Linked DNA regions of Homo sapiens: region 1 is linked to region 2. A link is a loop called in an ENCODE intact Hi-C map of the cell type or tissue named here. Cell type or tissue: tibial artery. All regions are shown on one strand. Links, peaks and the distances in the headings refer to the core of each region. The heading gives the core; the rest is flanking DNA.

Evidence for each region. Hi-C counts contacts between places; a loop is a spot of excess contacts. Peaks named below come from ENCODE experiments on the same cell type or tissue, not always from the same donor. Only the 100,000 strongest peaks of a DNase experiment are listed, where the experiment ranks them.
Region 1: a loop joins it to region 2, with 2.0 times the contacts of the local background. A loop is called at or near these places in 5 of 110 quality-filtered maps.

Annotation. Positions count from the first base shown.
Region 1 is chr2:215,587,398-215,603,190 of GRCh38, reverse strand. All of the region lies in intron 1 of LOC102724861 (a long non-coding RNA gene), which reads right to left. Among named protein-coding and RNA genes, the nearest start is that of LINC01614, 120 kb to the left of the region's middle. In tibial artery, for the core only: no CTCF peak of the experiment used is centred there; no DNase peak of the experiment used is centred there.
Region 2 is chr2:215,535,767-215,551,559 of GRCh38, reverse strand. It overlaps LOC102724861 (a long non-coding RNA gene), which reads right to left and starts at 5,352. Exons shown (of 8, transcript NR_187737.1): 1 at 5,147-5,352. In tibial artery, for the core only: no CTCF peak of the experiment used is centred there; no DNase peak of the experiment used is centred there; H3K27ac peaks cover 614 bases.

The DNA.
Region 1 (15,793 bases), core at 5,124-13,123, 49 kb before region 2:
TGCATTCCATATTCTCTGCAGTAATCTTTCTAGTATGTGTAATACTGTTGCACACCAAAAAAAAAAAAACAACAAAACATAATGTAAGTTTTTCAACTCCTAAGACATGAGGTTGTAATTAATTAGGCTGTTTAGATTATGGGGCACAGCCAGCTTCCCTTGGAGGTCTTTATTTATTGGGTAAAGGGACTTTACAGAGGATTTTCTCAAAATTGTATAAAAATTTAAGTTAGCATCTTTTGTCACTGAGAAAGTAGGTATGTACTGATATTGGCACATGGCCATTTAGAGAACCAGTAGCAGAGATTAGTTGAAGACATTTAGAGAAAATGACTTTCCTAATTAGAGAAAACATAAAAACTCAAGTAGTACTTAAAACTTTCCACTTTGATCATCATCCTGAAATAAGGAACTTTATTTTATTTTCTTTATGTACTTTTATTTAATCCACTCTCAGAATTTACTTGTGATTTTTATAATGGTATCCTTACAAATTGCACAATAAGAAAGTGATCAGAAAAATCCCATCCAAAAAATGGAAATAAACTAATGATTTGAACAGTGTTAGAAGGGAGGCTGAGCCTAGATGTTGGATGTGGGTTGAGTATAACAGGAAAAAAAAAAAAAAAGCTGCAGGAAATCAGAATGAGAGCAGACATCAGAAGTTGAAGTAGGAAGAAAGTGATTAAACATTCTGCAGGATAATTTTGGTACCATCTTGGAGTTCAGTTGATATAAATAAATATGAGAGCCTTCAGTAATTATTATTATCATCATTACTGTACTCTTCCAGGAAATTATAGCTTATTTAGTTCTTTATTCTTCATATTAATGAAGTGAAGTTTCATGACAACCCACTAAGAAAATAAAAAAGAAAATAATAAATCAGCCTGCGATTCTTAAAAGCTTAATGAAATCCAAACACTTCCCAATGGAAGATGACTCAGTGACACAGAATTGGCAGTAGTTTGTAGTTAGATCATTGGTTTTTATTGGAATATTTCCGATTTTAAGGAGGCATCTGTAGAACCTTCCTTCCTCTCATAGTCTGCTTGGATTTATTTAAAGAGACCTGGATTTGAGTCATCAACTGGAAAAAAACAGTAGAAATATCCCTTAATTGCTTAACTACATTTTTCCAATGGGTGTTAAATTATGGTAGTTTGAATTTAAAATACAGACTAGTCCCATTCAAACAGCTTTTTTGGCACTAATAAAAAGGAGGATGAACAGCCCACCAATCTCAAACCTCTGTAAGGGGTGCACAACAAGATTTGTAATTACGACTTTGCCATCCCCAGAGTTTGGTGAAGAAAATGTTACCTTTGCGTACATGCTCATTTTATCCCCTTGTCCTGGCTGCTCTTTAGGAAATGAAAGCTTTGAAAATGGGCTGCTAGTGCTTCTACATCTGGAAATATCTTCAAATGGGCAACACCTTGTCTGTTTGAGGGGATTTTTCTCTGTTAGCTGGCCCATTAGTGAGTCAGAAATAACTCTGGCTCTATGCAGGTGGTGGACCTACTATACTTCGCTTTTGCAACCCAAGAACAGCTATTTTATCATATTGAGCTAGATGTCCCTTATACCAATTCTCCCCCTAAAAATAATTTTTGAAAAGATTTTCTTTATCAAGAACTTAGAATATGTCATAAATGATCTTATTTAAGCTGTACAACAACCCTGTGAATGCCAATTTATCCATTCAACACTTTCTGTTAAAACTAGACAGGCACTGTCTAAACACTCAGAATATGGTGATGGGCAAGACAGCTAGAGCCCCTCAATAAACCCACATTTCAGGAATTTGGATGTGCAAATTACAATGAAACCAAAGGAAACTATTATAAACTGTGACAAGTGTTATAAGACAGAAAATAATAGGAGAGGTTAGTAAGATCCCCTCTCAAAAGGTAATGGTTAAGTTGATTCAAAAGATAAGGAAGTCCTCATGAAGCCCATGGGTGAGAGGGGAAGAGCTTTCCCAGCTTGACGGTGAAGGTTTGCAAATGTCCTGAGGTGGAAAAGAGCTCAGTATATTTAAGGAGCCTAAAGAAGACCTGTTCAGTTTTAGTAAAAATAGCAAAGAGAGAATTGTTACAAGATGAAACACAATTTTTATTTTCGGCAAGTAGTCTGGCACTTATTGATAGATTGGTGTATTAGTCAGTGTTCTCCAGAGAAAAAGAACCAATAGGAGATGACAAATAGGTAGATAGATAGATAGATGATAGATAGATAGATAGATAGATAGATAGATAGATAGATAGATAGACTAGAAGGGATTTATTATGGAAATTGGCTCATGTAATTATGGAGACTGAGAAGTCCTATGATATGCCATCTGCACACTGGCGAACCAGGAGAGCCAGTAGCAGAGCTCCATCTAAGCCTGAAGACCTAAGAACCAGGGGAACTGATGTTATAACTCTTAGTCTGGGGCCAAAGGCCTGAGAATCTGGGTGAACTGCTGTCCCAGAGTACAAAGGTCAGAGAACCTGGAGTCCTGATGTCCAAGGGCAAGAGAAGATGGGTATTCCAGTTCCAGAAGAAAGAGAGAATTCACCTTTTCTCTGCCTTTTTGTTTTATCTGAGCCCTCAATGAATCGAATAGTACTTATCCACATTGGGTGAGGGCAGGTCTTTCTTACTCAAGCCACTGACTCAAATGCCAGTCTCTCCCAGAAACACCCTCACAGATACACCCAGAAATAATGCTTTACCAGCTCTCTGGGTATGCCTTAGCCCAGTCAAGCTGACAAGTAAAATTAACCACCACAAGTAGGGAATGGAAGCTCAGATAAATAAAGCAGTATCCTCAAGACTGAGTAACTAGTAATACCTCAAGGCTCCTAAACCAGCTCTGTTTGATTCCAACATTTTCTACAAAGCTATAACTAGTTATAGCTTTTTAGAGTAGATGGCCTAGTTTGGCATTACTTAAAATCAAAACTCACCCAGCAGTGATCCCTGTCGGCAAAGTGAGGCTTCCTAATTGCTACCCTGCGGAAGTGCCAATGGCCTCCATTTTGGGTTAGCTGCCTGAGAAGGCTGTCTACCACATGATGCAGGATGCGAGCTATCTGTGTTTTCAGTGGGGCTGAAGATATTATGGTATAAAATTTTACACTTCACAGTCCAAACTCATCAAGTATGTGATGTGATCATTAAGGAATATTAAGTCATTCGTGGGTAGGCCTTTAGTAGTTATTGAGTGGTACTATTTTTCTATTTATTAATGAAAATTATGTGTGTATGATCATATGTGAATATCTGTAAATACTTACACACAAAAACACCATCCAATATTATCTTCGTTTTGAACCACAAACACACGATGTATCTTTAAAAAGATACATTCAATCATAAAAAAGTTTAAAAATAAGATATTAAATTCCAATTTATTTAAATTTTTATCAAAGATCTATTTCTGTTTGCTAAAGGTAGGGAGTCTAAATATTAAGCCAATCAACTTATAGATGTTAATTTATTAAATATTCTCAATAATTCTATGCTGTGACACTTAGAATGTCTGTTTTACAGGTGAAGAAACAGGTTCAGTGGGGTTCAGTCCCCTGTTCCACCTCACAGAGCTAGGCAGGATCAGAATTCAAGTCTCCTTTGCACCTCACTCTGCTGATTTCCCCAAGACTTTTAAAAATTATTTTCCTCTTTTAGGGGAACTATTACACTGATGATGCATATTTACACTCCCATATTTCAAAGCTATTATCTCCTCACTGGCTCATGTCTAATGAATTATAAATATTTCTGAGAACTATTTTCAGATTGAAGGAAGAAGTCATTTGGGTCTTTTATCTAAACTTTCACCTGCCTTTAGAAATTAATTGCCTAGGATATGCCAATTTTCCTTCTTTCATCAGCCGCAAGATGTAAAAATGTCTCTTAACTCAATGCTTTTTTAGTGGAAGAAGGGAGAAAGGTGGCAAACTAGCATTCCCCTTTGAGTTGAATCATTTGAACTACATGTACCGATATGTGGCTTTGATTCCTCCATCAGAAATACAACACATTTCATTATATTTTCATGATGACAGCACTGAAAAAAATAGTAAGAGTTTCCTCTTTCTGGCCATTTATCTGTAACTGGTATTTTGTGTAGTATGTTTAAGAGAGAAGAATGTTTAAGAAGGAAAAGACTAGAAAAGTTATTTTATAATTTATCAATATACAAAGCTGACATCTCAAATTTTACAACAATCACCAAAAAAGGCATGCTGTTACTGAATTGTCAGAAGTATTTGTGTGTGTGTGTGTGTGTGTTTGTGTGTGTGTGTAGGCCACCACTTGAACTCTAAGATCAGAGATTTCCTTGTAGATTAAAAGAAGCCCAAGGATCAAAAAGAAGAGATGTAGTTTTTATACTCTGCTCACAGTCAAGACATGCATGAGATTAGTCATATTTGAATATTAGTGTTTTGAGTTAAGCAGTACTACCAGATTTGGCATTGTTGGTCTAGACTAATTGGGATATACTTTAAAAACAGATGTTCTACGGCGGCATTTTACTCTCTTCCAGTAACACATTTTAGGAAGAAGCTCATGTTTATCTTACCTAACTTCTGTCCACCCACCAGAAGATAGATCCTCTCAGAGACCTATGTCCTCCCAGCTACACCACTGAAGTGAGAGCTGGGGTGGAGAATTTAACAACATGACTCAGGGGCAAAACTAGTGTTTGTAACTGACCACAAGGCTTCCAACGAGTGGTCATGGGAAAGAACCTTATAAATGGAAAGAACAAAGGGTGCAAGTTTCACTAAATGTGAACCCAAATCCAGGCTGCTCAAATTTTAAATAAAATGGAATGGACTTCTCCAATGAATGTAATACAAAACCAAAGACCAGATGTTCTAATTTTAAAAACAGGGTTGGGGAAAGATAAATAAGCTTTGATACCATTGTGGAGAGAAGCCATATATAATATGGGCTCTGGCTGACTGAGAAAAGGAATACCCAGCTGAATATCCCAGGGTAGAGCAGAGTATAATGGTGTCATTAGGTCCCTTGAGTTATTGGGAAGAAAACCTATGTTTACAGCCAAATGCCCATAGCTTTATGGCAATAATGGATAGAGAGAATTATAGACATTTATATTTGAGAGGGGTCTTGCCCTGTCATCTCTTCTATCTCTTTTATAGTATCCCAATAGGTGAACATACAATTTTTCCTTCAGAGGGGTCAGAAATCATGTTCATCCCTCACAAGGCAGCCCTTTCTTGGCCGTACAGTTGTAGTTGTTAGAATGCTCTTCACTAGTCTGAGTAAAAATATACATATCCATTGTTCATAGTATTGATGTATGAAATCCGAAAGCAAAAATTTACATATACTTCTGTAAAACATAATAGCTACTCTAATATTTGAATATGTTTATCACATCTTTAGTCTTTGCTTCTCCAAATGTTATTCAAACATTACTCATCTGACATGCTTCCTATTTCACAGTCTCTTTTGCCTTCCCTTGAATGTTCTCTAATTTGTTAGTATTACCTTGATGCCTTCACACTCAGAATTGAACACTGTATTCTAGCTAAGCCAAAGGATACAAGAGGCAGGGGATGCTCAAGGCTGTATTTTCCTTTCGTATCTTATTAGAGGTAATGTCAGAGTTAACTACACCAAATCTGGACCTTATGTCTAAAAATGTAGGTTCTTCAACAATTCAATTAGTTTTAGATCCCTGTGACTAGTGATAGGGCCACAAGACAGAGGGCAATGCTCAAGACCTTGAAGGAAGTACAAATATTTCACCCCAAAATATACTTCTTTACTTATTTCAAGATGGCTGTTCAGAGCGCCTGCAAACAGAAGTAGCCCTGCAAAGCTGTCTTTTGTAGGGGTGTGGAGGAAGGGCAGAGGGGTTGATTTGCATCTGTAAAGAATCTGTATTGATGCAGCCAGGCTATCTCTGAGGGCTTCCCTTGTCCAGATCTAGGAAAGATTAACTGAGAGTTCGACACCTTTGAAGGTCTGAAAAAAACATTTATCATCTAGTCTCTCTAAAGGCTGCTGTCTGTGAGGTTTCATCTACATATGAAGAGACTTCAAAAAGTTCTTGGAAAAATGGACTTCAAAGATAAAAATTAAAAGTGTAAACTTTCTTACTCAACATAAGACACATCAAGGTTAAGACACTTGCAAGCAATGATACCAGCCATTTAGTCCATTCCTAAAGAACTGAAGATCCTGGGAATTTCACCGTGTCAATGGAGTCCTTTTTCTGTCATTAACTGAAGAAAACTGGACACCCTTTGCAGATTCTTTTAAGATAAGGAAACAAAAAGATCTCAGAAGTAGCCAAACTGGGACTGTAAGGTGGATGCCTAATAATTTCCATCAAAACTCTCACAAAAATGCACTTGTTTGATGAGAGGAATAAGCAGGAGCATCACTGTGGAGAAGGACTCTCTGGTGAAGCTTTCCTAGGCATTTTTCTGCTAATGCTTTGCCTTATTTTCTCAAACACTCTCATAATAAGCAGATGTTGTTGTTATTTGGCTCTCCAGAAAGTCAACAAGGAAACTGCCTTGAGCATCCCAAAAGACCACTGCCATGGCCTTTGCCCTTGACCAGTCCAGTTGTGCTTTGACTGGGCCACTTCTACTTTAGTAGCCATTGCTTTGCTTCTGCTTTGTCTTCTAGATGGTCCTGGTAAGGACGTTTCCATCTCCTGCTACAATTCTTTGAAGAAATGCTTCAGGTTCTTGACCCCACATGTTTAACATTTCCATTGAAGGCTAGGTGTGGTGACTCATGCCTGCAATCCCACACTTTGGGAGCCTGAGGTGGGTGGATCACTTGAGGTCGGGAGCTCGAGACCAGCCTGGCCAACACGGTGAAACCCTGTCTCTACTAAAATTACAGAAATTAACCTGGCATGGTGTCGCACACCTGTAGTACCAGCTACTCGAGAGGCTGAGGCAGGAGAATAGTTTGAACCACAGAGGCAGAGGCCACAATAAGCCAAGATCACACCACTGCACTCCAGCCTGGGTGACAAAGCAAGACTTAGTCTCAAAAGATATATATTTTTTCATCGAAATCTCTGCTCTTGTCTGCAGCTAATCTGGGTGTAATGGTTTTGGCACCCACTGAGAGGAAAGTTTGCTGAACTTTAATTTTTAAGTCAGAATTGTGTAAGCAGAGTCAACTGAGATGTCTGTGGTATTGGCTGTTGTTTATGTTGTTAACACAACACAAACTTAGAGCACAAACAACATTAATTTTCTTCACTTAGGGCACAAACAAGATTAATTTTTTCCTTGCAAATTGATGTTGATGGTCTACTTTTGGCTTCATCTTCAACATCATCTCATCCCTTTTTAAAATGAGTTATCCATTTGTAAACTGTTGATTTCTTAGGGGCATTATCTCTATAAATTTGTTGTACAGAATCAATGATTTCACCATTCTTCCACTAAAGCATCACCATGAATTCATTGTTTGTTCTTTCTTCAATTTTAGCAGAATTCATGTTGCTCTAATAAGGGTTCCTTTCAAACTGATTCTTTATTCTTCTTAGTGCCTCAAACTAGAGCCTGTTCAGTCAGAACATGTTATAACAAGTTAGTGTGAGTTTACTTTGGTGCAAAAACGATTAAAACCCATGTAAAGTGTTTTCATAATACACATTTTTCATGAACTTTTTGGGTCCCCTCATAACAAGACCACCTTTGCTAGCCAGGCCTCCTCTTCTCTCCCTCCTATAACCTGTCTTGCCACCATAACGTGATAACCTGATTTTGGCCATGCTCTGAGCCCTCATTATTTCTGTAACCTCAAGATGATATATAAGCTTTTGTACCCCAATGAGGGATTGGGATAATCACTTTGCGGTTCTCCCCGTGCATGTTAATATATTTACATGGCTTTTCTCCTATCAGTCTGCCTTTAGTCAGTTGATTTTCCAGCAAACCTTCAGAGGGTAAAGGGGGAGTTTTTTCCTTGGCCCTAGTACTTCACTCCTGGATTCTCAAAAAGTTACCACGTAACTGTGGTGGAATGATGGAGTTATTAGATAGAGATGAAAAGAATGTTCTGGCTATTCTATAATCTTATTTAGAATACAAATTTTTTCCCCATAGTAATTTCTAATAACAGCCTTTTATATTACCTGTTTTGTAACTTTATGAGTTAAAATAGTTGTCCTTGTTTGTAAGGCACGTATCATGAATGGAGCTTCCAAAACTGGAAGTTGCTCTGGGTGAGTCAGTGAGTGGGTGGTGAGTGAATGTGAAGGCCTAGGACGTTACTATACACTACTATAGACTTTATGAATACTCTACACTTAGGCTATAGTAAATTTATTAAAAATAGTTTTATCTCTTCAATAATAAATTAACCTTAGCTTAGTACAACTTTTTTACTTCATAAACTTTTTAGATTTTTTTTAACTTTTTGAGTCTTTTGTGATAACATTTAGCTGAAAACACAAACACATTGTATAGCTGTACGAAAATATTTTCTTTGTTTATATCCTTATTCTATACGTTTTTCCCTCTTTTTAATTTTTAATTTAAAAATTTTTTTAGAGAGACACGGTCTCACTTCATTGTCCAGGCTGGAGTGTGGTGGCATGATCATAGCTCACTGTAATCTTGAGCTCAAGTGATCCTCTCTCCTCAGCTCCCGAGTAGCTGGGACTAAGGGTGTGCACCACCATGCCCAGCTAAGTTTTAAATTTTTTGTAGAGATGGAGTTTGGTTGTGTTGCCCAGGCTGGTCATGAACTTCTGGCCTCAGGTGATCCTCCTGCCTTGGCCTCCCCAGGTGTTGAGATTATAGGCATGAGCCACCATGTCTGGTCTCTACAAGCTTTTCTATTTAAAAAAGCTTTCATTTTTACTTTTTAAAACTTTTATATTAAAAACTAAGGCACAAACACATATATTAGTCGAGGCCTACACAGGATCAGGATTATCAAAAATCACTGTATTCCACTTCCATATTGTGTCTTACCAGAAGGTCTTCAGGGGCAATAACATGCATGGAACTGTCATCTATCTTCTTCTTTTTTTTTTTTTTTTTTTTGAGACATAGTTTCGCTCCTGTCACCCAGGCTGGAGTGCAATGGCACGATCTTGGCTCACTGCAACCTCCACCTCCCAGATTCAGGCGATTTTCCTGCCTCTCAGCCTCCCGAATAGCTGGGTTTACAGACACCAGCCACCACGCCTGGTTAATTTTTTTGTATTTTTAGTAGAGACAAGGTTTCACCATGTTGGCCAAGCTGGTCTTGAACTCCTGACCTCAGGTTATCAACCCACCTTGGCCTCCCAAAGTGCTGGGATTATAGGTGTGAGCCACCGCACCTGGCCAGAACTGTCATCTTCTATGACAAAAATGTCTGCTTCTGGAAGAACCTGTCTGAGGTTGTTTTACAGTTAACTTAAAAAATATATAACTAGAAAGGGTATACTTTAAAATAATATAAAAAAGTAGAGTATACTATAGTAAATCCATAAACCAGTAACATAGTTATTTATTAACATTATCAAGTATTATGTACTATACATAATTGTAGGACCTATACTTTTTTTTTTTTTTTTTTTGAGACAAAAATCTCACTCTGTCACCCAGATTGGAGTACAGTGGTGCCATCTTGGCTCACTGCAACCTCTGCTTCCCAGGTTCAAGCAATTCTCCTGCCTCAACCTTCTGAGGAGCTGGGACTACAGGCGTCTGCCACCACACCTGGCTAATTTTTGTATTTTTAGTAGAGACGGGGTTTTGCCATGTTGGCCAGGTTAGTCTCCAACTCCTGACCTCAAGTGATTTGCCCACCTCAGCCTCCCAAAGTGCTGGGATTACAGGCATGAGACACCGCACCTGGCCCCCCTGTCCTCTACTTTTATATGATTGGTAGCATAGTAGGTTTGCTTACACCAGCATTACGACAATCACATGAGTAATGTTTTTCACTACAACATTATGATGGCTACAGCATCACTAGGCAATAAGAATTTTTCAGCTCCATTACAATCTTATGGGACCACTGTCATACATGTGGTCTGTCATTGACCAAAATGTTGTTATACAATGCATGACTATATATATATATATATATATATTCTGTTTCTTATTAGGAACACTTAGGCTTTGTTATACCTTGCCCAGGAGTAATAGTAAAAAACCTATTAGTTACATAAGCTTCTTGCTAAATTATTACCTGGTGGTATCAAGGGACTTCCAGGGGCTATGTAAAGGTCACCCCCAACATATGGAGGAACTAATGCAGATTACCATGTGACTATCAACCACCAAATCTAGGCAAGCCTCCAATACCCAATACTTGTGTAATTAATTTTAGAAACTAAGTGTTCCTATTTATCCCAGGCTGCCTTCATTTTGTTTATTTCAATCTAGTTTTCTGGTCTCTGAAGAGTATTTTGAATTTTAACTCTATTACATTGAGTATTAAATACCTGTCTTGAGATTTGAATTCTCTGAAAGTTTGGTAAACGTTTGTCCTCATTCAAATGTAACAGAATAGCGTCAAAGACAATGTCTTAAAGCTCTCTTTCAGGCTGACACAGGTGCACAGCTCCTCACTTTGTGTTGTGCAGGTTACATTTAACCTCAATGATACTTGAAGAACTGGCAAGAAAGTTGCCTTGCTCCTAACTCACCTGAGTGTTGACTTAGAGTTCCTTAAGTTTCCCATTTACTTAGATCAAAATATGTTTCAATGGTCAACTGATTTCCAACAAGAGTGGCAAGATAATTCATGGGGAAAGAATAGTCTTTTCAATAAATGGTGCTGAGACAACTGGACATTCACATGCAAAAGAATAGAATTTTCACTCTCACACTCCCCCCCAAAAAAAATTAACACAAAATAGATCAGAGACTCGAATGTAAGAGTTAAATCTATAAAATTATCAGAAGGAAACACAGGCATAAGTCTTTGTGACTTTCGGTTAAACAATGAATACTTACACAAAAAAATACAAAAACAGATGAAATTTTTTTAAAAAATTGAACTTTGTCAAAATTAAAAACTTTTGTGCTACAAAGGGCCCTATCAAGTAGGTGAAAAGATAATACACAGAAGGAAAGAAACTTTTTTCAAAGTATATTGCAAAAAAAGAATAAGGTACTGATTGATAGCACTGATACAGGCTACTACTTGGATGAACTTTGAAAATAGTGTTCTGAGTAAAAAAAGCCAGTCACAAAAGACCACATAGTAGGTTGGTGCAAAAGTAACTGCAGTTGTTGCAGTTACTAATTGCACCTAATATTTTATAATTTTATTTAGTTTAAATGTCCAGAATAGCCAAATCTATAGAGACGAAAGTAGATTAGTAGTTTCCTGGGCTCATGGGGAAGGAAGAATAGGATATGACTATTAAATGGGTACAAAGTTTCTTTTATGAATGATAGAAATGTTCTAAAATGGACAGTGGTGATAACCACACAACTCTGTAAATATATTAAAAAGCATGGAGTTGCATACTTTAACAAGGTAAAATTATATGGTATATGAATTGTATCTCAATATACAATTATATTTTACAATCTAGAACAGTGTTTTTTTCAGTGAGGAAAAATATAGATTGATTGGGTTACTTAGCTATGTAACCCCTGAAAGTCTCAATTTTCAAAGAAGAGATTGAAAAAGTTGAATTCCAGAAGCCATTGGTCAGTATCCTTTCTATAATTCCAGAATAGAGAGTTTACAAACATTTCAGAAAAAAATGTGGTACACATTAAAAGCCAGTGTGGGTCCATGTTGTATCAATGCCATTTCCCTTTTGACAGATTTGGGAGATCGGAAGAGTAGTGTAGACATAATGCATTTTGACTTCAACTCATAGGATTCTAGAATGCTAAAAATATTTTAAAGATGAAATTTTTCTGCTTGAAGAACATCTCGTTCTAGATAATACATTCGTAAATACTGGAAAAGAGCCATGGACTCTGCCTAATCAGGAGAAATTGTTATGGTTTCCCCAGTTAACTAGAATATGTGTGGCCTACAAAAAGCTGATGGGAGACTTGGATTGACGTAGGTGTAAGACTTGCATCTTTACCAGACATCACCTTTGTTTCTGAAGTCACTTAGTAGGTGACATCACTAATAATGAACACCATTAAAACAGAACATAAATCTGCCTATAATAGGCCATATGAAGCTGTTATCAAAACCACAGTCCCAGAAATCAGCTTCGAGAGAAAGTATTATCAGAGAGTTTTTACCTGGATGTTTTCCTCTTATTCTCTTTCTGTCTCTGATACTGCAGTATGCATTGAGTGTAAACAAAAAAAGGAGCAAAAACAAAAGCAAAATGAACAAAATCCTGGATATAGACTATCACAACTCTCAGCCACAGGGAAGAGTGGGTCCTGTAGTGAGGTGCTGGAACTGGCTTACCCTGACTTGCAAGAGCCACTTGTACTCATCTTTTCCTCACCCTGTGTTCAGTGAAATCATTTTAGTAGCTTGAAATTATCTATGGTGGGAAGATTTACACCACAAAAATTGGCAAATTCTACAAATTTGGACTTTATTGCCCCTGGAGAGCCAGTTGTTAAGCATTTACCAGAACACCCCTTGCAAGTCTTTCGAGGTGGCTAAGGACACACAGAGCAACAGATGACATATGGTCTCTGAATGTAAACAGCATGCGAGTCATGGCACAAAGACACCAAATGAGAGCTGTACTAATAATACATGCCACTTTAAGCAACACCCATATTCATGATGGAGAACACTGGCTTAGAGTCAAGATTAAAAGAAATGTACCCATACTTTTAATTAAACAATAACAACATCCAAGTTATATGCAAGGTACGTATTTGGGTGAAGTAGCTTGTCTTTTGATGTATAATTACAGCAACCATCGCATTTGTTAAATGTTTGAAATTCCTTAATTTCCTAGAAACAACTTTGCACGGTCATAAAATTCAAGAATTCATTTGCCTTAATTTTTCAGGTTTTCTCCTTTGCCTCTGACTCACGGTGGCAGGCAGAACACTGTGTAGCTAATAAGAGAACTTTCTTTATAAATCCTAAGTACATAAGTGAAACAATGTTTGGGTTAGTAAAAATAATTAGAATAGACATGTAAAGCATATATTACTCAAAATAGATTGTTGAGAAGACTGAAAGTAGATTTAGGTGGGCATGTGCTTATACCTATGTACACTGTGGCCAAGAATTCCAATGGAAAAGCCAACATCAGTAGAATTGGATTTTGTTTCCCCAAACTCAAAGTCAGAAACAGCATGATCTGCTCTCTGTGAACAAACAGCATCCGAAGACTTCTATCCTAGAAAAGCAACATCTGTTTTAAGAAATCCTTTGAAGGAAAAACATATAAACATGTGGGAATGGCGTGGTATATACACTCCCTCGCTTAAGGAGTTGCCAGAAGAAGCAGGGAATCAAACCCCCAAGACAGAGGCCATTCAGTTATTTTGGCCAAGGCAGCACCAATTCCAGCCTCTCTGATGTTTAACACATCAAGAAAATGGAGGGAAATAAGGTTATGGCTGGAATCAATCTTGCCAGTTTCCTGGCATGATATCAAAGGTTGCTTAGTTGTACCTTTGCATATGAAAAATTAAAATTTGGAGGGAAAATTGAGGGAAAGGATTCGAAAGTTCACTTGAATCTTCCATGCAAAAATCTGTCCTCACAGGTAAACAACAAGAAAGTTTATCAGGTCTAACATTGCATCAAATCTTCTAAGCCAGGGGTTCTCAACCTAGGGTCCTTGGATAGAATTCAGAGAGTCTGTGAATTTGGAATTTAAAAAGAAACATCTTTATTTTCCCTAACCTCAGATGAAATTACTATTTGCTTCCATTATAAATGTAAGCGACAAACCACAGGGACTCTTACTGTGATTCATCGGGAATAGAAATCACAGATTTTTTTTATTATTATACTTTAAGTTCTAGGGTACATGTGCACAATGTGCAGGTTTGTTACATATGTATACATCTGCATGTTGGTGTGCTGCACCCATTAAGTCGTCATTTACATGAGGTATATCTCCTAACGCTATCCCTCCCCCCTCCCCCAATGCCACCGCAGGCCCCGATGTGTGATGTTCCCCTTCCTGTGTCCAAGTGTTCTCATTGTTCAATTCCCACCTGTGATTGAGAACATGCGGTGTTCGGTTTTCTGTCCTTGCGATAGATTTTTATATCACATTGCAATAGTTGCAATATCTTCAAATACCACTTATCGTCATCACTATTTTGAAATTATCATAGTTTTTAAACTTCCCACCATTCCTTATTAGTTAAGTATTAATAAAGTACATACATCATCATGTAAAAAAATTGGTGCTTTGATGTTTTGAAAACTATACTTCAGTGTAATTAGCTTCCCTTATGACTCTGTCATTCTGTGTGTTTTGTTTTATATTTATTTAAGACAGGGTCTCACTCTGTCACCCAGGCTGGAGTGCAGTGGCATAATCTTGGCTCACTGCAACCTCTGCTTGCTGGGCTCAAGCGATCCTCCCGCCTCAGCCCCGCAAGTAGCCAGGATTACAGGTATGAACAACCATGCCCAGCTAATTTTTTTGTAGAGATGAGATTTCACCATGTTTCCCAGGCTGGTGTTAAACTTCTGAGTTCAAGCAATCCACCCGCCTCTGCCTCCCAAAATGCTAGGATTGCAGGCCTGAGCCACCAATACCAGCCTGTTTTATTTTAATCTTTAAAAAATATCGTTGTGAAAAGAGGTCCATAGGCTCCCCTAGATGGGCAAAGGGGTCGATGGTGCAGAAGTTAAGAACCACTGTAATCAGAAGTGAGGACCCCTGGGGGCTATAAAGTCTTTCCTGAAGGTCATCCTTCCCCATATTAGAAGGAAGAAAAAAGCAAGAGTCTTGCCATACCCAGTTTCAGTTATAATCTCATTTAAAGGCTGAAGATAAAGGTTATCTATACAACACTTCCACTCTTAAAAAGAAAGGAAAAATGAAATAAAAACAGCAACAATCTAAATCCTCAAGGAAGTGAATGCGTGAAGGAATAGAAAGACCATTTTAAAGTGTGACACCTTTCGTTTTAGGACTGATTAGATAATACCAGGTCATGGAGTGCATGCCAGAGGTGGAACTAGGGATATGAATTATCTGAGGCTAGGACTGTGAGCAGGAAGCCAGGACAGCCCTGTGGCTTGTTGACTTTGCTATTACTATACCTTCTTGTGTGATCTTGAACAACTGACACAACCTCACATGATTTAGCTTTTCCATTTTCTTGGCCCCATATTCTATTCAGCTGGCTGTGCAGAAGTCCCAAGATAAACAGCTTGCTAAAAGAGAGACAGCATGGATGATTTTATAAAGGAAAGACAATGCCAAGGATCTGCTTCCAGGCCATCAATGACGGCTCCACTCCTCGCTTCAGTCCCACCCGTAGTCCTACATTTATTCCTGGTTTCACTCTAGTTCAATTTTCCACTTGTTGTTGGTCCACTGTTTGCAGCAGTCAGAGAACCTAGCTCTACCTCAAAAAGCCATCCCATGTGTCGCACTGAAGGAAGAACGTTTGTCTTCACTGTCCTCGTTGTCCTTACAACATTGCTTTCCTCACTGGGACCTTCATTTTCTTCCTAATAACACATAACTGCCTGCCCCCTGCCCCCATAAAACCATCCATTTATACTGGCGTGCAGCTGTGTTTCCAAACCTGAAAAATGCCAGAACCTTCTTTAAATTAAAAAGTTCTCACTTCCCCCAAAATGGATGTCTTACAATTGCCAATTACCAGTGCAAAAGAGTTCTGACTTTATAATTAATAAA
Region 2 (15,793 bases), core at 2,493-10,492:
AAATATTGAGTGAAATCATCCTGCTAAAATGGTAGGGTCAGAGTGGAGTCTTCATAGTGAATGTGAGGATGTGTTGAGTTGGTACCCTGGTCAAAACAGATGATGCACAGAGGGACTGCTACATATGAACTACGGTATAACACGTCTGAAACCAAGTATTGACCTGGTGTCATACAGGAAGGATCTAGTTCTCAGAAAGGCTAAGTGATGTTCTCAAGGTCACTTTGATAAAACAGTAGAGTTGGGATTTGAATCAAAGTCTCTCTAACTTCAAGGTCCATGTCCTCAGCTGATTATTCCTCACATACTGAGAGGCACTGTCCTCTAGACTGAGCACTTAAGGCTAACTCATATTCTGCTTCCCAAATCCTAATAGTACCCAGCACATGGGCAGTGTTGATTAAAGCATCTGTCACTGGTTGTAGGTGCACTGATTATGGCTGCACTAGACTGTGAACTCCCTGAGGGCAGGCTGCCTGCTCTTCTGCTTTTTACATTTTTAATTATTATGGATACATAACAGTCGTACCTATTTATGGGGTACATGTGATGTTTTGATACAAGCATACAGTGTGTGATGATCAAATCAGTGTAATTGGGGTATCCATCACCTCAAGCATGTACCATTCCTTTGCATTAGGGGCAGTCTAATTCTACTCCTTTAGTTATTTTGAAATGTACAATAAATTATTGTTAACTACAGTTGCCCTATTGTGCTGCCACACACTAGATCTTATTCTTTCTCTCTAACAGCATCTTTGTATACCCATTAACCATCTCCTCTTTATTCCATTCTCCCCACTATCCTTTCCAGCCTCTGGTAACCATCATTCTACTCTCTATCTCCATGAGTTCAATTTTTGTTTTAGCTCCCACATATGGGTGAGAACATGTGATATTTGTCTTCGTGTGCCTGGCTTATTTCATTTAACACACTGTCCTCCAGTTCCATTCATGTTGTCACAAAGAACAGGATTTCCTTCTTTTTACAGCTAATATTCCATTATGTATATGTACTAAAATTTTCTTTATGCATTCATCTATTGATGGACACTTAGGGTGATTCCAAATCTTGGCTATCGTGCATAGGGCTGCAATAAATGGAGGAGTGTAGATATCTCTTTGATATGCTGATTTCCTTTCTTTTGGATACATGCCCAACAGTGGGATTGCTGGATCATATGATAGCTGTGTTTTCAGTGTTTTTGAGGAAACTCTACATTGTTCTTTATAGTGGCTGTACTAATTTACACTTCTACCAACAGTGTATAAGTTTTTCCCTTTCTCCCCAGGCCTCACCAGCATCTGCTATTGCCTATCTTTTTGATAACAGCCATTTAACTGGAGTGAGATGATATCTCATTGTAGTTTTGATTTGCATTTCTCTAATGATTAGTGACGTTGAGTATATTTTATATACCTGTTGACTATTTGCATGTCTTCTTTTGAGAAGTCTCTATTCAGATATTTTGCCCATTTTTAATTGGATTATTTGGGTTTTTCCTATTGAGTTGTTTGAGCTCCTTATATATTCTTGTCAGAGGTGTTCGAACCACAGCAACTCCATCTTGAGTGGGGGCTAGGACAAGGAGGCTGGGATTTGCTGGGCTGCATTCCCAGAAAGAAAGGTATTCCTGGCCTCTAGATGTTTATGGTTAAGGGAACAGATTGATAATGTTTACTAAAGAGACCCAGTCGTGGGAATGTCCTAATATCCCGATATCTTGAGAACAAAGACATTCCTAATTTTGCTTTAAAGGTAATAATATTGATTCTTGCAAAATATAGTAATTACGAAAATTAATCCTTTATCACAAACTCTTACAGCACAATACATCTCCCCATAATCTTTTTTTTATCCTGTATATAAACAAGCATTATACCTAGGGTGGACGCATTCCTCCTCTTGCTTTCGGGAATGCCTTACTCTGTCTATGGAGTAGCTGTGCTTTCACCACTTTACTTTCTTAATAAACTTGCTTTTGCTTCATTCTGTGGACTCGCCCTGAATTCTTTCTTGCATGAGATCCAAGAACCCCCTCTTGGTGTCTGGATCAGGACACCTTTCCTGTAACATTCTGAATATTAGTCTCTTGTCATGCAGGTAGTTTGCGAATATTTTCTCCCATGCTGTGGGTTGTCTCTTTGCTTTGTTGATTGTTTCCTTTGCTGTGTAGAAACTTTTTAGCTTGATGGAATCCCATTGTCCAGCTTTTGCTTTGGTTGCCTGTGCTTTGTGAGGTCTTACTCAAGAAATCTTTGCCCAGACCAGTGTTCTAGAGTGTTTCCCCCGTGTTTTCTTCTAGTAGTTTCATAGTTTCCAGGCTTACATTTAAGTCTAATCTTTCCACTGCATTCCCAGCAGCTAGCCCAGGACCTGAGATGCCAAGACAATGTTTAAAGAATGAGTTGTTGGATCATCAGTATCTAGCCTATAAAGTCTTCTAATTCTTAAATCACTTTTTGTAATCTTCATGAAAATTGCACCTCTAGATCAAGATGTGAGCTTTTGCTGGAGGCCTCACGGACTCTAACACTGGGCTCTTTCATTTGACTGCATGATTCATTTTAAAGAAAATGTTTCTGATTTCAGCCTGTGGTTTAGAGCCTTACATGTTATCTTATCACAGATGTGTAGAACATAGATACCATTTCCAGCATTCTGCAACACAGCAGGGCATGAGTAGCATACTGGCAAATGGGCTTGCCTAGGAGGAAGGCATGTAATGGAACGCTGCAGAATTTAAATTTAAGAGCTAGTTTTGTTTACCCTTGCAGAGTTCATGAGATGCATGCTGTCATATTGATTCCTCCACTCTCATATTACTGTGTACACTTACCAAAGATGTAATTTCATAATTATTTGTGTGATGCAAGGATGAATGTCTGTATCCCCCTACAAGACCATCAGCTGCCTGACTAAGCTGTTATTGGTTGGCTGTTCTGCTCACCATTGTATCCCTATGGCCTAGCATGGGTTTAAGTGATCAATAAATATTGTTGAACGAATGAAATGAATGTCTACATTCCAAAGTGGGCAGGGTCTCTTTCGGAGAAGAGCATGAAAGCAGAAATTTTTAACTTTGCTCCACAAATAGTCCTACACCATCAGAATCAGAATCACTTAGGTTGCTTGATAAACAACATAGTCTTGGGCTCTGAATCAGAGCCTTTAGGGAGTGTGGCCCAGCAATCTACCCTTTTAACACATACTCCAGGGGACTCTTAAGCACGCTAGAATTTGAAAACCCACTGCTACCCAGTTCTTTTATTTAATAGCATTTATGCTTCAAGGGAAGTGTACATTTTAAATCTGCAACTTAGAGTCCCAAATGTTATTTGGTGCCCACAATTCGAAGGCAAACGCCGTCGGAGAAAGACAAGACTTCACTCAACGCTGAATGCATTGTAGACTTGATTTCACAGTGTGTTACTTCTATTCATCTATTTTACTTTAAGATAGCATGAGTTCTAAGAAAAAGCTATGCTTGAGATTCTAGAATTCTCAGTCTTTGGGGACAGACATGGAATTTGTCTCATCATTCACGCAGCACCTGGGACGAATTGTTTAGTGCCAAGTGTGTATGTTTGATGTGAAAAGCACACCTCTAATTAATCATTGCGTTCCCAGCTGGAACACTTTCCCCAGAATTGCTGCAAGCATGACTGAAGGACCATTCTCACCTGTTTTCTAGGCACATCAGATTCATTTAAATGGCCTACTAATTTTGTCTCTGAGCTTCTTTTTCTAATTTGGTGCATTTGTTTATTTTTGTCAGATTGTGAACTAGATACTTCATAATCAGTTAGCTGTAATAGGCAAAATGTTGACTCGTTTTGTTAGACATCTGGAGAGGGGGAAAGTGTTTCATTTATTGAATTTGAATTACGAAAGATGGGGGTTTTAAAAAAAAAAAACCATATTGCTTACAATTTGTGCTCCCAAAAATGCTGGTTATTAGCCAAACCAAGTCAAGTAACACCTTGTTCCCACTTGCTAGCAGTGAATTTCCAGCACGGACGGCTTTATAGAAAGTAAATTCAATGCAGTATTCCATTCCCATTTACTTGTTTTGCTATATTTCAACAGCATGTCTGTTTTTGTTTTGTTTTTTTGAAAAGGTTGTTTTCATCCATCATACTTTCCCTCATTTAAAGGCTAAAACAATTTTTACCTTCCCAAATCTTAAATGAAGCAATTGATTCCGATTGCATAGGAGAACTCTTTACATTTTAATGAATTCTTTATCTTAGAGTAACATGTTGTGTTACATATTTCAAAAGCAGTGGCAAAAAGTGAACCTCAAAGCCACATTCATCCAAATGTCTATTGTACTTAGAGAAGGCTTAAACGTTACTGTTTATCTCCACATTAAAAAAAAATACAGTATAACCTTTTGTAAAATTTATAGTTTTGAACTATGTCTTACCAATATCTGTCAAGCCCACTGGAATTTTCTAAAAGTCTCCCTTGAGGAAACGATTCTGAGGACTCTCACAAGAGCTTTCTTTGTAGGAGACGCAGCCTTGATGGAACGGTGTACTTTTCTAGCCCCACGAATGCTTGGAATGAGAAAATCTCCTTTTTCCAAAAGTATATACATAGAATGGGTGCCATTCTTAGTTAACACTTTTCTGAAAGTGTGGACAGAGTCTTAGTTATATTAGCACATCTCTGCCTCCCAATCAGGTGTGAAACTTGGCAAAAGGAGCTTTACAAGTATGAAGATCGCTGTCACAGCTAAATTACCAAGTACTGCTTGGTAGTCATTATCTAAAACCAAGAAAATGCCTTTAGGTGGTTTGTTAATTCAGCTTAGAGAGAATGAAATGATTGAGTCAAATGTCACTTCTTTTCTAATACAACAAAGGAAAAGTACTTAGAATTTGTGTTACAATAAGAAAACGGAAAGGCCCTTACAACTATCAAAATGCTTATTCAAAGGTAAGAACACGACCTTAACATGTTGAGATGATAACAGACGCAAACTAGCACTTCACTGCTGTATACAAACCCAGAATGAACCAACAAGTTCATCATATTGTCATCGACAGGCAATACGACGTATACGCTAGCATTTTACCATCCACCACCTCCCCCCTCCCCGCCCCGCAAAAACAAAACAAAACAAAAAAAACCTCTTACCCTGTTCTCTGGCCCAATCTTCATTCTTGGTGGCAACTTGCTAGACCAGAGGTTCTCAAAATGTGAGCCCTGTACTAGCGGCATCAGCAGCTCCTGAAAACTTGTTAGAAATATAAAATTTCAGGTCCTACTGCAGACCTACTGAACCAGAAATTCTGGAGTAAAGCTCAGCAGCTTGTGTTTCATCAAGACCGCCAGGTGATTCTGATATTTGCTAAAGTTGAAGAACGACAGTGCTCGACAGTACTGCATGTATTGCTCTCACCTGAATAACAATTTGCTTCATTTGCATTTAGGATTTTCTCATTCTGTAAGTAGCATCGCGGGCGGGGCCCACTCCCCAGGTCATCTAGAGGGGCTCACAGTCCAATCGCTTTTGGATCTTAAAGGTTGCAAAATGTAAACATTCTGTTTCTCTCTACTTCCTTTGTTTCTGCGCAAGATTTTGATGACATGTAGGTACTTTGCTGAGCTCAAAGACTCCACACATTCCGTATTTCATAACTAGCCCTGATAATAATTGCCCTCCTCCAATTCAAAATAATTTTATTATCTTCTTTTCAGTAACAAATTCATTGATTAACATTCCTATTATGGTCTCTAAACTTTCTCTTATTACACCTCCCATTGATTTCATTAACTAATTATTTACAACAATGGTTCTCAATTTAGGCATCATACTGTAATCACCTAGAGGAGCTTTTTTTTTTCTTTTTTTTTGAGACGGAGTCTCGCTCCGTCGCCCAGGCTGGAGTGCAGTGGCGCGATCTCGGCTCACTGCAAGCTCCGCCTCCCGGGTTCACGCCATTCTCCTGCCTCAGCCTCCCGAGTAGCTGGGACTACAGGCGCCCGCCATCTTGCCCGGCTAATTTTTTTGTATTTTTAGTAGAGACAGGGTTTCACCGTGTTATCTAGAATGGTCTCGATCTCCTGACCTCGTGATCCGCCTGCCTCGGCCTCCCAAAGTGCTGGGATTACAGGCGTGAGCCACCGCGCCCAGCCTAGGAGCTTTTCTTTTTAAAGTCCAATGACTGAAAGGTACGCCAGAGTAACTAAATACAAATGTCTGGAGATGGAATCCGGGCATCGGTATTTTTTTTTTTCTCATTTAGAGCTCCTAAGTGATTGCAATGTGTAGTCAGGGTTCAGAACATCTATATGTGTGTGTGTGTGTGTGTGTACGCATCTTATTTTAACATCTTTATTAAGTTTGGGAATTCAGTTGAAGATCTGGTTACATAAACACCTGTGCATCAAATACTCTTTAATCCACTGAACACGTAAAAAAATTATATACTCGTTCAGGCAAAGAAAATGACTAAACAAAATGTTTCTTTTCTTGGAATTGAATATTGACAAAAGTTGACGATGCTTTATCTTGATGATGGTGGCTTGCTGAACATATGATTTTTTTTAGTAAAGGTCAGTATTAAAAGAGGAGAAATAAAAACATGTTAATAGAAACACAATTTTATAGTCTCATATATTTGCAACTTGTTTCTGATACAGATTAGCTTCAAAGGAGGGTCTCCGAAAGCTGAGTGCTATCGTGTAAAAGTTCCTTCCGAAGAATGTAAAAGAAAGCAGAGAGTAATCAGCTTATATGAGAATAGTTTCTCAAACTTGAAATAGAAAGCAACAGTTGTTCATCTGAGGTTGACATTATCTACTTTCCAACACTTCTACTGAGGCTTCTGTCGCATTTAAGATGCATTTTTAAAATACATAATAAAAAAAGAGCTTTCCTTCTTACTAATGCATTTACACTGCATAAAATCATGGGTAATCATGCCCAGAGGAACTGAAATACATAAATACAGAAGCTCTTCAACCTTAATCACACCATGCAGAGAATAACAGGCAAACAGAAGTAAAGTTATGTTTTCCACAGAAAAGCAAATCTGACTCCCGTGGATTTATATTGGGAAACTGATACATTCAAAAGAAATAAGGGAACACAAAACATTTTTATAGAATTACAATATGTGTGCTTATCAAGCATACAGGATACACTTATGATTATATAACCTGTTTGTGGTACAAAGATGAAATATTAAGAATCCCAGAGTCACTCGCTTTACACTTTAATTTCATTGTCTAGTTAGGGGTCAGCGAGCATTTTCTGTAGAAAAGGCAGAAAGGCAGATGGTAAACATTTTCTGCTCTGTAGATCATACAATCTTTTTTAATACTAGATAACTCTGCCATTGTGGCACAAAAGCAGCCACAGGTAATACCTAAACAGATGAGTGAGGTTGTGTTCTAATAAAAAACATTTTTATTAGTACAGAAAACAGTAGCTGGCCAGAGTTGGCTCACATGAGAGTATTCACTGACCCTTGGCCTAGAGCATCATTTCTATGAATGACCACAACTCACATGCCTTAGAAGTGCTTGCCTCTACCCTCCCTTACATGTTGATGTGGCCTAGAGCTCTGTCAGCAGCCCTTGATTCTTCACACACCATGCCTTCTTCCAGTAATCTCATCTATGTGAGCATGTATGCTGATGACTCTAAATCATGCTCTCTACAAACAGTCTCTTCAGAGCTGGGCTATTTGCCTATAGGTGCACACATAGAGCCAAATGCCTCCTCTATACACCCACTGAGATGCTCTATAGGCAACTTAAACTGGGCACTAAAACAAACCACTCTCTTTCCCATAATGCCTACTCCTCCTTTTGGACTTCCTGTGTAAAGAATGACACTCCCATCCACCTAGTGATCCATGCTGGAGACCTGGGGATTGGAGGCAACCCATATGCCAATCACTAGGTTAAATATGGCACTACTATACTGTGGACTACTACACAGCCTCAAAAGCCATGAATGACAGCTACATGCAACATGGATAGATCTCAAAAACACTGTGTTGAGTGCAAAAAGTAAGAAACTGAACACATTCTATGATGTAATACTATTTGTGTAATTTAAAATGCATCATAAAAACAACACTGCATTTTTTTTTCAAAAACATATAAGGATACTGATTTATAAACCAAACACACTAAAGTAGGGGCCTTCGGAGTAAAAGAGGAACAATGGAGTAGAGATTAGGAAAAAAAGAAAAACGGTAATACCAACAAAATAAGGGAAGAAAGTTGACAGATTGTTGACAACAGTAAGCCATCATGATTAACTCAACTCTGCATGTAAAAGAAAAAAAATCTTTAAGTAGAAAAGCTGTAGTATAGGCTGCAAATCATATGTGCCATCAAAATAGGTAAAGTGAATGACTACATTACTGATGTTATAATGTTTAAAAAGTTGAATAAAGTTGAGCTTATATAATAATACAACTTTAACTGCTTTGATCTTAATGATATTTTTCAGTTACATAACATAAACCTGTTCATCACATTAATAACTAAATTATTTTACCACAAATAAAATTTTCTAGAGTTTACCAAAATGGCCTGGTGTCATCCAGCTTCATGATGTGAATGTCTTTAGATCTACTACTCTAAGGAGCTGCCCAGATGAGGTAGGAAATGTCAAAAAACAGCACCACATGAGACAATGCATTATTCAACCAGACAGACACCATGACATCATTGCATAAGATTTTTTTCAGATCTATCACATAAAAGTTTATAAGCAGAAACTAAAGAGGGTTGTCAACTTTAATTTAGAAAATTGCTGCATGATCAAAATATAGATGTGTTGGACCAAAACATTATTAGAAAAAAAAGCAGATATATTACTTTTATTTTGCACAAGGATAATTCAAAGTAAAAATACTGCCAGTCATTAAGGGGAGCATACGCTAACTGAGGAATGATTAAACTGGCCAGTCTCTAATGTGTATCTTGGTGAAATTTTTGTACACTCTGTTAAATAACGCAAACCCTTGAAAACTACAGTTTGGTACTAAGGCTTTCTGATTAAAGCTGAATATATTGGTTGTGAGAAGAAGCCACAACTTTTATCGATTCAAACATGAAAAACAGGAATGGGTTTTGTTTTATTTTATTTGACTTTAGAAATATGGTATGGGCCTTTTAGTTGGTTTCTCAACTTTTGACTTCTTTTCTTTTGGTTCCAGTGGTATCATTTAGAGAGAGCCCTGAAAGGTAGATTTTTCCCCTAGCCCTTCAAAATCACTTTAATTCTATTTCTGTCGAACCAATAAGTATATGCAAACCCAACATCAGGACCATTCTTGGGAAGAACTAAATGTGAACAAAGGTCACTTCAGGGCCTCTATACCCGCACTCCTTTCTTATTCTCTTCTTGACTCTCTGGTCCCACCCAACTGCCACACAAGGTCCTCATGTTCAGTGATATGGTTTGGCTATGTCCCCACCCAAATCTCACCTTGAATTGTAATAATCCCCACGTGTCTAGGGCAGGGCCAGGTAGAGATAATCAAATCACGGGGGTGGTTTCCCCCATACTGTTCTCGTGGTAGTGAATAAGTCGCACAAGATCTGATGGATTAAAAATGTGAGTTCGCCTGTGTAACCTCTGTGGCCTGCCACCATGTAAGATATGTCTTTGCTTCTCCTTTGCCTTCCACCATGATTGTGAGGTCTCCCTAGCCAGGTGGAACTGGGGAGTCCATTAAACCTCTCTCCTTTATAAATTACCCAGTCTTGGGTATGTATTTATTTTCTGTGTGAGAACAGACTAATATATTCAGTTCCTCACTGCTGCCAGCTCTTTCCAAGCCTCTGTCCTTTCATTCAGAATACTCCTGTGTTTTGTATCAGGAGACAGTGTGTACAAAAGTGCTTTACAAACTACAAGTCACTTTAAAAGGACCTTTGCAGTTTGTGCAGCCTCAAGGAGGCTAAATCAGATACTTATTTTAAAATAACCAACAATTTAATATGAAGAGGTAAGCATGAATTAACATATTGATAATGGATAATGGTCTGGCCTTTTATTTCTAGATAAGTTGGCAGTGATGATAACGCGTCTTTATTACTTACCTTTCCCAGCCATGTCTGAATTTTCATGGAAGGCAGGATGCTCTAACCCTAAGAAATTTCAAGATGTCAAATGGTAAAATTCCAGAACCTGTGCAGGTATAAAGGATACTTTTGGCTGGGAGGGATGGAGGAGGGTGGAAATCATCCAGGAAACACCATCCAAGGTAGCCACATGCCACATGATGCTGGCTACCACTCGGCTCAGCCCAGGTTCTATAAATATTGGCCTGGCATTCGAGAAAAAGTCCAAAAATAAATGGTGACTATAGAAATTCTAATTTTGAGTGTGTTGACAAATTTCTTTGACTCTATATCCTATACTGAACAGTCAACACTTTCTTTTAAATCCCTGTCTTTCTTGTCAAACTTAGAATATGGGGCTTTGCTATTAGAAATAATCTTGGTAGATGCAAATGGTATTATAATGGCTATTTTAAGCAATCTGAACGTATATTTTACATCTTTTACTAGAATTTGCTACTGTTATTTCAGATATTTTGATTGTTGTTATTTAATAATGATTCTAAAAGTATTCATGTTTTGAAATCTCATTGGAAATGGCAAGCTATGAATGACTGGCCTTCATCCAGACTTTTGGAACAATCACATACTGACTCACTGGGGTCTTGTTACATCCAGTCTGGATTTCAAACTATATATTCAAGCCAATTTCTTCAATCTACAGTGTTATGTCACCATATTTGGGCAAGGACTGAAGTGGTTCTAATATAAGCTTCTAGAAAAGTGAAAAGTTGAAGCAAAATTTTTTTTTCTCTTTATACAAAGTTAAATCACCATGTTTTGGATGCCACACATGAAGTTAATTTTAATGTCCTCATCTATTAGAGTTAAGAGACTTAAAAAAAAAAACTGATGATGTTAAAATCTGTATGTTGCCTTCCCCCAACCCCGTCCCTCATTGATGTTCTTAGCAGAAGTGACCCAAGATCTACACTGGATCTTAGGTGAAGATGGGCATCCTTTTGCTTATATTGAGTTAATGGTGGAAATAATTCTATCTCTATTTGGATACCCTATTAATATCTGAGTCCTAACTCTTAGGATAGACATATAGGCTCAACGTTAAATTGGCTCTTTCAGGAAACACATGAGGCACAGAAGTTGAGTACCTTTATGCCCATGGCTTAGGAATATACTCCCTGAACCTCCTCTGATATGACTTTAGTATCAGATTTTTCTTTGTCAATTATGTGACAAATATTTACTGAGTCCCTTCTATGTGCCAGGTACTCAAATGGGTGTTGGAGATACAGTGGAAAACAGATAAGTATCATCCCTGCCTTCATGGAGCTTATAGTGTAGTGACAGAGACTAACATTAAACATTAAAGAAATAATTACATAAATATGTACTTAATATTAAATAAACAAATAATTACATAAATATCTATTTAATTACAATTACAAAATGGTTATAAAAGTAGGGGAAATGCCCCGTCTCTACTAAAAAATACAAAAAATTAGCCAGGCATGGTGGCGGGCACCTGTAGTCCCAGCTACTCGGGAGGCTGAGGCAGGAGAATGGCGTGAACCCGGGAGGCGGAGCTTGCAGTGAGCCGAGATCTCACCACTGCACTCCAGCCTGGGCGACAGAGGGAGACTCCGTCTCAAAAAAAAAAAGAAAAAAAAAAAAGAGGGGAAATAAAATACTAGTAGAGTGCATAGAAGAGGAATGTAGTTTGATTTGGGGGATCAGGAAAGAAATTAAGTTTTAACTGAAGGCCATTGGGTGGTAAGTGATGGGAAAATGGGAAAGTGGTGCTGGCAATGTTGGCAAGTGTCAGATATTAAGGGCTTCACAGATGAGGTTCAGGATTTGGATCTTTATCTCAAGACCAATTTAGAAACAATGAAGGGCTTTAAGGAGGAGGCATGACCAGATTGTTATTTTGTGATCACTCGGGCCACTATGTAAGAGAATAAACTTGAAGGAGCCAAAGACGACGCAGGAGACCAGTAAATATGTTAATGCAATAGACCAGACAGAAGATAAAGGTGGCTGGGACTCAGGGATGATAAAGAGAAGTGGGTGGTGTGAAGTATATTTATTCATAGAACTTATTTGGGGGTGGAGAGGAGGTAAGTGAGAAGAAAGCACAAAGATGACTCTGGCTCCCAAGTTTATGAAATAAGCAACAGCATGAAAAGAGTTCTCTTTCTTCAACTTTGATGGGAGCTTGGTTGAAGGGGAATAGGGAAAGTTAATTCTGATGTTAAATGTTTGCATTTTGAAACATCTTAAACAGTGAGAAGAGAGGTAGGAAGCCTAGGCTTCAAAATGGTGGGTGAGGAATTCACAAGAAACTCTGGGCTAGGGAGTTCCATTTGGGAGTCACTCATTTGAGCATTTTAGACCTATGCCATGGAATTAAAGTGCTAATTTTGTCTTCCACTGTCCCACCAAAATATATTCGGTGAGTGAAGTTCTCCATCTGTAGATGAAAACATGGACCACAACCATCGTAAGATATCTTTGTGCTTTTCTAGACATAAAAGATGTTTGCAACTGACTCTTCTTTGGGTACTTTCATGGATTCTTTCAAGAGCGCTCATTACTGGGAGCTTCCTATCCCTGAATTGTCACTTCCTTCTTCAGGTGTCAGCACAGTTGGGTTCTAGTGAGGACTTGTCTTCCTTGCTGGATGATTGCTTTCTCTCTGGGTCCTCACATGACAGCATGACAGAGAGAGAGAGAAAGAGAGATTTCTCTTCTTTACAAGACCACAGTCCTGTTGAATTAAGGGCCCACTCTTATGACTTCATTTAACCTTGCATCCTACAGACCCTGTCTCCAGCTACACTAGGAATTAGGGCTTCGACATATTAATTTGGGGGGAACACCAATTCAGACCACAGCAATGGGAAACACTCATACAGCCATTTCCTAAACAAACTAATGACCATCTCTCCTTTACTCCTGACAGCGGAGCAGCCACTGGCCCTTCATTAAATTTCCAAGAGAATTCAGACACCTGACTATTGTATCCCCCAATTCACATATGCACAGCAAAAATTTATTTAATGCAAAATTATACAATGATTTTCAGCCACAACAATAATATTGTACAAGTAAATACAAATAAAGTATCATTTTTACTAATCTATTAACAATAATTTTAAAAAGTTAAAAATATCTGTTGTTGATGAGGTTATGCAGAAAGATGCATTTTTGGAACTTTTTGAGGACCTGTAAATTGATACAACTTTTTATAAAGCAATTAGGTGATATTTATGAAAATATTGAATTGACATACCTTTCGCCCAGTTCTCAGAATTTAACCTCTAGTAATACTTTTTCATAAGAAAGTCCTTGCTGCTTTACTATTACTTGTAATAGGAAAGAAAGACAGACAGAGGAGGGAGGGAGGGAAGGAAGGAAGGTAGAAGGAAGGAAGGAAGGAAGGAAGGAAGGAAGGAAGGAAGGAAGGAAGGGGAAAAGGAAATCATTTATGGCAATCAGAATTCTGACAGGAAACAACTCAGTTCAAGTTAATAAAGTGACTAATTTATGAGATGCTAACATGGATAAGGTGGTGGTGTTCTGGTGCACAATTCTTCCCATCGTTACATTTGGTGACCTCAAGTTGGTATCCTGAAATCAGAAACTGCAAAAGTATTTATACCCACAGAAATTGCCAAATCCTAAACATTTACTGGTTATAGGACTTTGTAAGAGACAGTAAGTCATGCAGATTAGCAACAGCTGGAAGCCATCACCACCTCTAGGCAAAGAAAGGAACTATGTTAACAGAACCAGAATGGAGGCATGGTGAAGGAATTATATTTAGAACAGCTCCGTCACTTCCAGAAAATGCAGCTCAGTGAGGAAGGAAATGGAAGAAATATCATGACCTCTTTCCCCCAACCCCAAATCCGCCATGCTTTCTATTGGCTAAACCCGACCAGAGGCCAAGGTTCAGCATCCTAGAGCATAAAGAACTATAGATTAAAGCAGAGAATAAGCTGTGAAGCAGGCAAGCAGACAATAACCAGCATGTTATTCAATATCCATCAAGAAGGAATGAGTTATACACATTGTAGGACATTCATTAAAATGAATTATCGTGCATATATGAAAATGAATGATGCAGATCTGTGCAGGTTTCTTTGTATCATTATTAAATGATAAAAAGTAAGTAAAGAGTAAGTTACAGAAAAGTATGAGTTTTTAATTCTATTTTTGTAAAAACTATATAAATACATATACTTTTTTTCAGAAGCCAAACAAAATATTTAGAAAAATATACATGCCAAACTCTCTTTTTTTTTTTTTCTTTTGAGATGGAGTTTTGCCTTGTTGCCCACGCTGGAGTGCAGTGGTGCGATCTTGGCTCACCACAACCTCTGCCTCCCGGGTTCAAGCTATTTTCCTGCCTCAGCCTCCCGAGTAGCTGGCATTACAGGCATGCGCCACCATGCCCGGCTAATTTTGTATTTTTAGTAGAGACGGGGTTTCTCCATGTTGGTCAGGCCGGTCTCAAACTCCCAACCTCAGGTGATCTGCCCACCTCGGCCTCCCAAAGTGCTGGAATTACAGACCTGAGCCACTGCTTCCAGCCCTTGCCAAACTCTTAAAGTGATTACTTTTAGAGCATGGGATTGATCAAAGAGGACTTGCACTTTCTACTTTCGATTTCTAATTGTTTGAATTTATAAACATCTATTTATAACTTTTTAAAACAACAAAGCAGTCTGTGTCTGTTTTTTCCTCTCAAAGCATAATGACACTAGGATTGGCAATGCTTTCATATGTGTCATCTAAAAGGAAGAATTATTTTTTCCCCTTCAGCTATGTCCCCTGAGGATTCTTCTAATTGTTCTGTGGAATGTGGAGATGTCTGTGCATTACGTGACTATCTGAAAATCAGCGATTTCAGGTAGTCATTGAGGGAATTATCAACTGAGGGGTGTGCATCAATTCACGTAAAGACATTCTATAGGACTCGAGAGCAAATTTTTGGTGAAGTGGCAGAGGTGTTTTTAGCACTGTACCTACAATTAAAGCATCATGAACTGTAGGAATAGGTTTTAAATTCTCAAGCTCCACTATAGGTTTTTATGTATTGCCTTTGTTTCTATTTAGCCAAAATAGAGAAATACGATGATAATTATTGAAATTTCAATAACCCATCCCCAGTATTTTTGGGTAATGTGTTTAGAAAATAAAGCATTTTGAAAAATGATTCCCACAACACAAAATTATTTTACCAACTAAAACTAATAAAGCTTTTATTCCTGATATTGAGTGCATATAAATCATTCCAGTTAGGGCCCTTTTTTGGCAAAGTTAGATTTTTTTCTATAGACAAGAAGGGCCATGTAATGTTTATTAGATATATGAACAAAAATAATCAGTGTTTTCAAAGCCAACAATGCTTCTGAACTTGAATATATTTAGATTTCTGAGACGGCTGAATTATAACCAACATGGAAAAGAAAACATCACTAAACATTCTTTTGACCAAAATACACACTCCACCCTTCAGCCACTTCCTCATGCAAGCATGTGGACATAAATGTTTATTTGCCTGACCTTGTCTGCTTGTTAACTAGTCATCATAGCTAATTAGAGGACTCCAGGTCTAGTTTGCCCACACTTATCAATGAAACATTGTTAACAGATTCTAGGAGCAGCTATGATAATTTTATCATCACCCCATCATAAGTAAACATCATGAAAATGAAATATTTT